2 separate regions of the Homo sapiens genome follow, and region 2 is linked to region 1. Evidence: chromatin contacts called from ENCODE Hi-C or POLR2A ChIA-PET data. All regions are on one chromosome and are shown on one strand. Each heading gives the region's core, a stretch centred on a gene start or an enhancer-like site at or near the end of the contact. The rest is flanking DNA. Distances are from core to core; before and after follow the strand shown. Region 1 has its middle 28 kb from the start of CLEC3B. Region 2 overlaps LIMD1 (LIM domain containing 1).

Region 1 (3,418 bases), core at 517-3,016:
TTACCAACTCAGGGTGGCTGTCCAGATGGGGGTCAAGCACAGTGGCCCGTGTTTGTTCTGCAGAAGCCCATCCCTAGCACAGCCGTTACCTTCAAAACCCTCTTCTTGACTCTTGGGGTCCTCAAAGAACTTGGGAGGGAGGACCTGGAAAATGTCACTTTGGATACTTAAAGGTGGACTAAAACAGCACAAAGGTGCCTGTTTCTCTCCACCCCAAACCATGGCTATGATGAGATGGATCAAGAAATCCCCAAAATGCCACCGTCCCCAGTGGAACCTGTTTGGTTCTCTTTATTCCCCGATGCCCTGAATATGGGTTTTCTCTCTTTTTCAGGTGAGAAGATATTACGTTGCTGTTGCTAAAGGTCTGGTAGTTCTCTATGCAGAGGTTTGGGCTGAAGGTGAATGCTGAGGTGTGCTTGTCTCTTACAGATGCAAAATCTATAACCTGTGAGCTGCTCTGGCCTTCAGCATTCCTGAAGAGCAGGGTGGGATGCATGATTTTCATTTTCAGTATCCAAATGAAAATTATTAAAGAATATCACTGGGAAATCATTACAATATGTTTTAATTAGTTTATAGATTAATGTAGTTTGTTTACTAACGTAAGTAACTTGTAATATGGTCTGTTGCCTTGGGAGCAGAGCTAGAAACGAAAGCTCACAGTTAGGTAAACTGAATAAAGATTGGCAAAGGACTCCCATCACATTTTATTATTGCCCTGATAGCCACAGCCCCTCATTCATTTCTCTTCTAGTTTTGTAACCGCCCAAGGGGTTCACCTTGCCTGTTGCCTAGACAGAGTTGATTCATCAAGACAGGGGAATTGCAATAGAGAAAGAGTAATTTATGCAGAGCAGGCTGTGCAGGAGACTGGAGTTTTATTATTACTCAAATCAGTCTCCCCAAACATTTGGGGAGCAGAGTTTTTAAGGATAACTTGGTGGGTTGGGGGAAGCCAGTGAGCCAGGAGTGCTGATTGGTCAGAGATGAAATCATAGGGAGTCGCAGCTGTCTTCTTGTGCTGAGTCAGTTCCTGGGTGGGGGCCACAAGATCAGATGAGCCAGTTTATTGATCTGGGTTGTGCCAGCTAATCCATCAAGTGCAGGGGCTGCAAAATATCTCAAGCACTGATCTTAGGAGCAGTTTAGGGCAGGTCAGAATCTTGTAGCCTCCAGCTGCATGACTCCTAAACCATAATTTCTAATCTTGTGGCTAATGTTAGTTCTATAAAGTCAATCTAGTTCCCAGGCAAGAAGGAGGTCTGCTTTGGGAAAGGGCTGTTACCGTCTTTGTTTAAACTATAAACTAAGTTTCTCCCAATGTTACTTCAGCTTATGCCCAGGAATGAACAAGGACAGCTTGGAGGTTAGAAGCAAGATGGAGTCAGTTAGGTTAGATCTCTTTCACTGTCTCAGTCATAATTTTGCAAAGGCGGTTTCAGTTTAGAGGTGTCTTAATAGCTCAAGAAAGCAGCTATTGGAATGGAGACATCAGACCCTGGCTTGGTGCCATGTTCATTGAATGAATGAGTGAATGCTACTACCTGAAGTTTCTATCTCCTCTCACCATGTGTCTAACTCTCCCTCCTAGCACTTTACCTGGTAACTTCTCCATCAGCACATAGCACAGTGTCTTGCACATAGCAGGTGTTCAATCAGAGTAAATTGAAATGACTGAATTGAATTGGATGTCCAGTGAAGTAAATACCACACATGTTAGTGCTACTAACATTAAAATTCTTCACGCAGGCCAAAGCAGATGTGATGCCATGTTCAGCCATTGCTCAACTCTTGGCAAGGATCTGAAGACAAATAGAAACATCTTGATGTATTTGTGCAAGAAGTCTATGCCAGCAGCAGCTGTAGCAACTGCAGATTTTAATCTTAAACATCAATGTCCCTGACTTGGAGAAAATAAATTAGATTTTTTTTAACACCAAAGACAAAGGCTTTATTATCTCAAAAGGACTTATTATCCATGTTACTTGAGGAAAACATAAGTTAAAAATACAACTTCACACTGGATATATTGGAGTGATTTGACACTAGACTTTTTTTTTAAGTGTAAGGCATTTTTATCTTCATTATCAGAAGGACCTGTGTTGCAGGTGTTTCTCAGACTCTTATTTGCAGAAATGTCACTGTGTTGCTTTTTAAGAGGAAGTGAGGAAGATTTCTGAGAGATGTGATTCTGGAAGGAAAAGGAAGGAATTTCCCAATTATTCTTTCTTCAACTGGGCCTCAGTTACCTCATCTGTATGAGTCATCAGTGAACGAGTTGGCCACTAGATGATCTTTAACATTCCTTCTAATTCTAATTTTTCACAGTTCTTTGCTTTTCGCCAGCTGAAGTGAAGGACACTTGGTCAGCTAATGTCAAATTGTACATTTATCTTAGTTTTTTTCTAATTTTAAAGGTGATTTTATATAAGTGTTGAAGAGGAAACATAACTTTTTCCTCAATCGTCACGAATTCTTAGTTGGAACGGACCCTTGTAACAAAAGTCAGATTAATGAGAAAAACCAAAGTTTATTAACATGTGCCTTTCATATATACACAGGAGCTACCCAGGGAATGAGTCATTCTCATAGTGGTGGCTTTGAATTCCAGCTTATATAGCATCTTCAACAAAGAACAGTAGATTTTTAGAGATGTGACAAGATGAAGAGGATTTTGAATCTCCAGGGGCAGCAACTTGAGGAAAGGCAAGTGAGATGAAGGCTGGTCTGTAAAGCTTGTTCATGTAGATTCCTCTGGTGCCATCTTCAGGTCACTGAGGGTCTAACGTTGTCATCAGTGGGAGACCTTTGTGCTCCCTGGGAGAAGGGGGTGGGGGTGGGATCCCATTTGTCTTTGTAAATTTGTGTCTACTTTTAGGCAAATAGAGGAAGGGCAAAGAGCTTTCTTGCATCTGCCTCGTCTTATCTTCAGCTCAACAATCCTCATGCCAAAGAGGCATATTTTGGGGTGGCAAATTCTCGTCTCCCACATAAGGAAAGACTCTGCCTCCACTGGGTCTCCCAAAGTATTTGCACTTATGTCAGTTTTTGCTTTCGAAATGGAAATGTTACCTCTGAATGTGGTAAGAGAGTGAAGTCAGGCCTCTGTACACCAGGAATTGCTTAGAATGAGTCACAAACCATCTTAAAAATGTAGGAAATTAGGAATTAATTTATCAAACAGTTTTTTCTTCTTAAATCAGTTTCATTGAATTATAATTTTCATACAATAAAGTGTATCCATTTTAAGTGTACAGCTGAATAGATTTTTGTTGTTGTTGTTTTGAGACAGGGTCTCACTCTGTTGCCCAGGCTGGAGTGCAGTGGCATGAACACAGCTCACTGCAGCCTCAGCCTCCCTGGGCTCAGGTGATTCTCCTCTCTCAACCTCCAGAGTAGCTGGGACCAGGGGCAT
Region 2 (3,418 bases), core at 331-2,830, 610 kb after region 1:
CCCCTCCACCATGCAGATTCTTTTTTTTTTTTTTTTTTTTTTTTTTTTTTTTGAGACTGAGTTTTGCTCATGTTGCTCATTGCAGGCTGGAGTGCAATGGTGTGATCTCAGCTCACCACAATCTCCACTCCTTGGGTTCAAGTGATTCTCCTGCCTCAGCCTCCTGAGTAGCTGGGACTACAGGCATGCACCACCATGCCTGGCTAATTTTGTATTTTTAGTAGAGAGGGGGCTTTTCCATGTTGGTCAGACTGGTCTTGAACTCCCGACTTCAGGCGATCTGCCCGCCTTGGCCTCTCAAAGTGCTAGGATTACAGGCATGAGCCACCGTGCCTGGCCTCACCATGCAGATTCTAAATATGTCCACTCAGAGGCGTTGCCACTCATGGGCAGATTTCCTTTCCAGTCTTTTTTTCTTTGAATTTCTTTATATAGTTGAGATGCACAATTTTTAAATCTTGCTTTTTACTTTTCACATTATAACATAAGGGTTTTCTTTTAAGATTAAAAGTATTTTTTCATATTATACATATTTCTAGAAAAATTTAATATAGAAATATGTGAAGTAAAGTGAAATTTCTCTCTAATACCATCTGTCACTGTACCTAATACTAGAAAGAAAATTTAAAATATTAAAGTATATAAAGTAGAAAGTGATGTTTCACTGTTATACTTCTACCAGTGTTACCCACTGTTTGTTTTTTTCCCTTTTGCATATCAGTGGTATCTGCAAATTACTGAAATGGAATTGTACTATAAATACACTTGTCAAGTTTGCTTTTTTCACTTGTTAATATATTTTCAGTCTGGGTGCAGTAGTTCACACCTGTAATCCTGAGATGGGCTGATCACTTGAGCCCAGGAGTTGTTGACTAGCCTTAGACAACATGGCGAAACACTGTCTCTACAAAAAAATACAAAAATTAGGCAGTTGTGGTGGTGCACACCTGTAGCCCTATCTACTCAGGAGGCCGAGGTGGGAGGATTCCTTGAGCCTGGGAGGCTGAGGCTGCAGATTGCACCACTGCACTCCAGCCTGGGTGACAGAGTCAGGCTCCATCTCAAAAAAACCCCAAACATATATATATGCTATCCCCAAACATATATATATGCTATATATAAGCATTTTCCAATATGACTAAAACACTATTTAAATGACATTTTAAATAGCTATGTAACATTTCATCATTTATATGTACTCTGGTTTATATAACCATTCCTCTAAGGCTGCCAGTTTGGATCTAAGTAAATATTTATTCACTTTTTAAAATTCTTTCCCAAAGCTAAGTCTCAGATAACCTCACTGAGTCAGAGATAAACATTTTAAAGTTTCCCTTCCAGGGAGAGTTTATCATCTTACACTCTCAGCAGTAGCTTATGAAAATATACAGTGACAACAATCACAAACACTTAAAAAATCTTTGTTGATCTCCTGGATGAAAAAGCTTTCGTTTAATTTGTTTCTTAACACTAGAGGGTTCAGTGCTTCTGCATGTTCAATGATCTTCCTCTGTGATTTTTGGAATAGAGGTGATCTTCGCCCTATTACACAAAACGTTGATTTCCAGCTCAGATTCCTTAGAACTTGCTAACCCCATTCCTGGAACCAAAGTGCTGTTTGCTGTGTTCTCCATACATTGGATCAGAAGCCTAAGCTCTGGAAGTCCTGCGCCGTTTCCTGGTGGCCTCCTAGCTCCCTCTAGGGGCCCCATCCGCAACTGCAGCCCCACCTTCTTTCCTCTCTTGAGGAATGAGTTTACCCTGCGGGAATTCCGAGAAGGAAGAGGCGAAAGTGGGGAGCTCCACAAGTAAAGATTTGGACTTTGTGATCAGACAGTGTGTGAATAGTTTTGCTTACTGGTTGAGCAAGCTTCTCTTAGGTGGGCTGTCTTTTTTTTTTTTTTTTTTTTTTTTTCCCGAGACGGAGTCTCTCTCTGTCATAAAGGCTAGAGTGCAATGGCGCGATCTTAGCTTCCTGCAGCCTCCGCCTCCCAGGTTCAAGCGATTCTCCTACCGCGGCCTCCCAAGTAGCTAGGATTATAGGCGCGTGCCACCATGCCAAGCTAATTTTTGTATTTTTAGTGGAGATGAGGTTTCGCCATGTTGGCCAGGCTGGTCTCGAACTCGTGATCTCAAGTGGTCCAACAGCCTCAGCCTCCCAGAGTGCTGGGATCACAGGCGTGAGCCACCGCGCCCGGCCAGGTGGGCTGTTTGTGTTCCTCGTCACCTTGTTCCTGGGGAGGGACAGAGGGCAGCAGATCAGCTGTCACCCAGGTAGGTGTCCGACGTGGGAAAAGTATGGGAAAGATACTCTAGTTAGTTCTCATTTTCTTTTCTAAAACTTCGAGTTCTCTGGAGTCCCTTTATAGAGAGAAAGTTTAAGTAACTGAAATTAATTTCCATGGCTGTCAAGGGGGTTCTGATGATGATCCCTGAGATCACCCAGCTGTAGGTAGACATTCTTGGTACCTTAGTTTAGCAGAGTCAGAAAATACTGCGAACGTTCAAGGATGGGGACCTTCTAGAAGAGAGGGCAACAGTAACTTTGAGGGGAGGACAAGAGAGCAGCTTTGGAGACCTAAAGAGTTGTGGCCTTCTATGTAAGTCCTATTATCCCTTCCATGCACCCCCACCCACATTCCCCTACTCCATTAAACTTTGTTTCAGGTTATAAAAATAATGCATAATTATTGCAGGAAAAAATGGTAATTGAAAATCACCTATTTCTTACACTCAAAGATAATGACTTAAAATTTGGTGTACATCTTATGTGTATGAGTGTACACATAATTTTGTCATCATATATGTGAGTGTGTTCATAACTGTAACCCACATACTTATATACTTCCTTTAAAATATTTTAAGTATTTTTCCCTGTCAATAAATATTTTTTTGAAAACACAATCTTTTTATGGCTGCATAATATTCCAACATGTATATGGGTTATCATTTAATAGGAATTGGACATTTGATGCTCATTTTTAGCAAGCTATTATAAATCTGAGATGACGATTTCTGGAACTAGGATAAATTCCTGAAATAGAATTTTTGGGGAGAAAATATCTGAACTTTGTAAATTCTACTGACATTTAATACAAATTTCTCTCCTAAGAGCTTGTTTTAGCTTCTGCTATCCCTTGCAGAGTGTGAACAAGTATCTGTTTGTCTGTGTCATTACTAACACTGGGGTTATCATTCTTTTTAAGCTTTGCTAGTCTGATAGGTAAAGCATAGGGTTTTTTGTTGTTGTTTGTTTTTGGAGAGACAGAGTCTCACTCTATTGCCCAGGCTGGCGTGCACAGACGTGATCTCAGCTCACTGCAGTCTCAACCTCTAGGCACAAGTGATCCTCCTAGCTCAGCCTCCTAAGTAGCTGGGACTACAGGCGTGCCCCACTACACCTAGCTAACTTTTTTAT

The links. Hi-C counts contacts between places; a loop is a spot of excess contacts on that map. ChIA-PET counts read pairs that join two places held with the same protein, here RNA polymerase II (POLR2A). Pooled maps may share reads with other maps.
Region 2: a loop to region 1 is called in a pooled map, with 2.6 times the contacts of the local background. The contact joins two enhancer-like sites. A Hi-C loop is called at or near these places in 10 of 168 maps with a recorded cell type or tissue (A673, IMR-90, Jurkat and 7 more), 12 of 37 single-sample maps with no recorded cell type and 7 of 50 pooled maps. POLR2A ChIA-PET finds 5 or more read pairs at or near these places in 6 of 52 experiments (BJ, CD4-positive, alpha-beta T cell, IMR-90 and 2 more).

What each region holds. Positions count from the first base shown.
Region 1 is chr3:45,052,970-45,056,387 of GRCh38, forward strand. No RefSeq gene overlaps it. Among named protein-coding and RNA genes, the nearest start is that of CLEC3B, 28 kb to the left of the region's middle. Within about 2 kb of position 1,767, at least 6 of the 41 ENCODE cell types and tissues checked have a DNase peak (open chromatin) inside an H3K27ac peak, as active enhancers do; they include IMR-90, where a contact is called at or near this core.
Region 2 is chr3:45,658,516-45,661,933 of GRCh38, forward strand. All of the region lies in intron 2 of LIMD1 (LIM domain containing 1), which reads left to right. Among named protein-coding and RNA genes, the nearest start is that of LIMD1-AS1, 29 kb to the right of the region's middle. Within about 2 kb of position 1,581, at least 10 of the 41 ENCODE cell types and tissues checked have a DNase peak (open chromatin) inside an H3K27ac peak, as active enhancers do; they include IMR-90, where a contact is called at or near this core.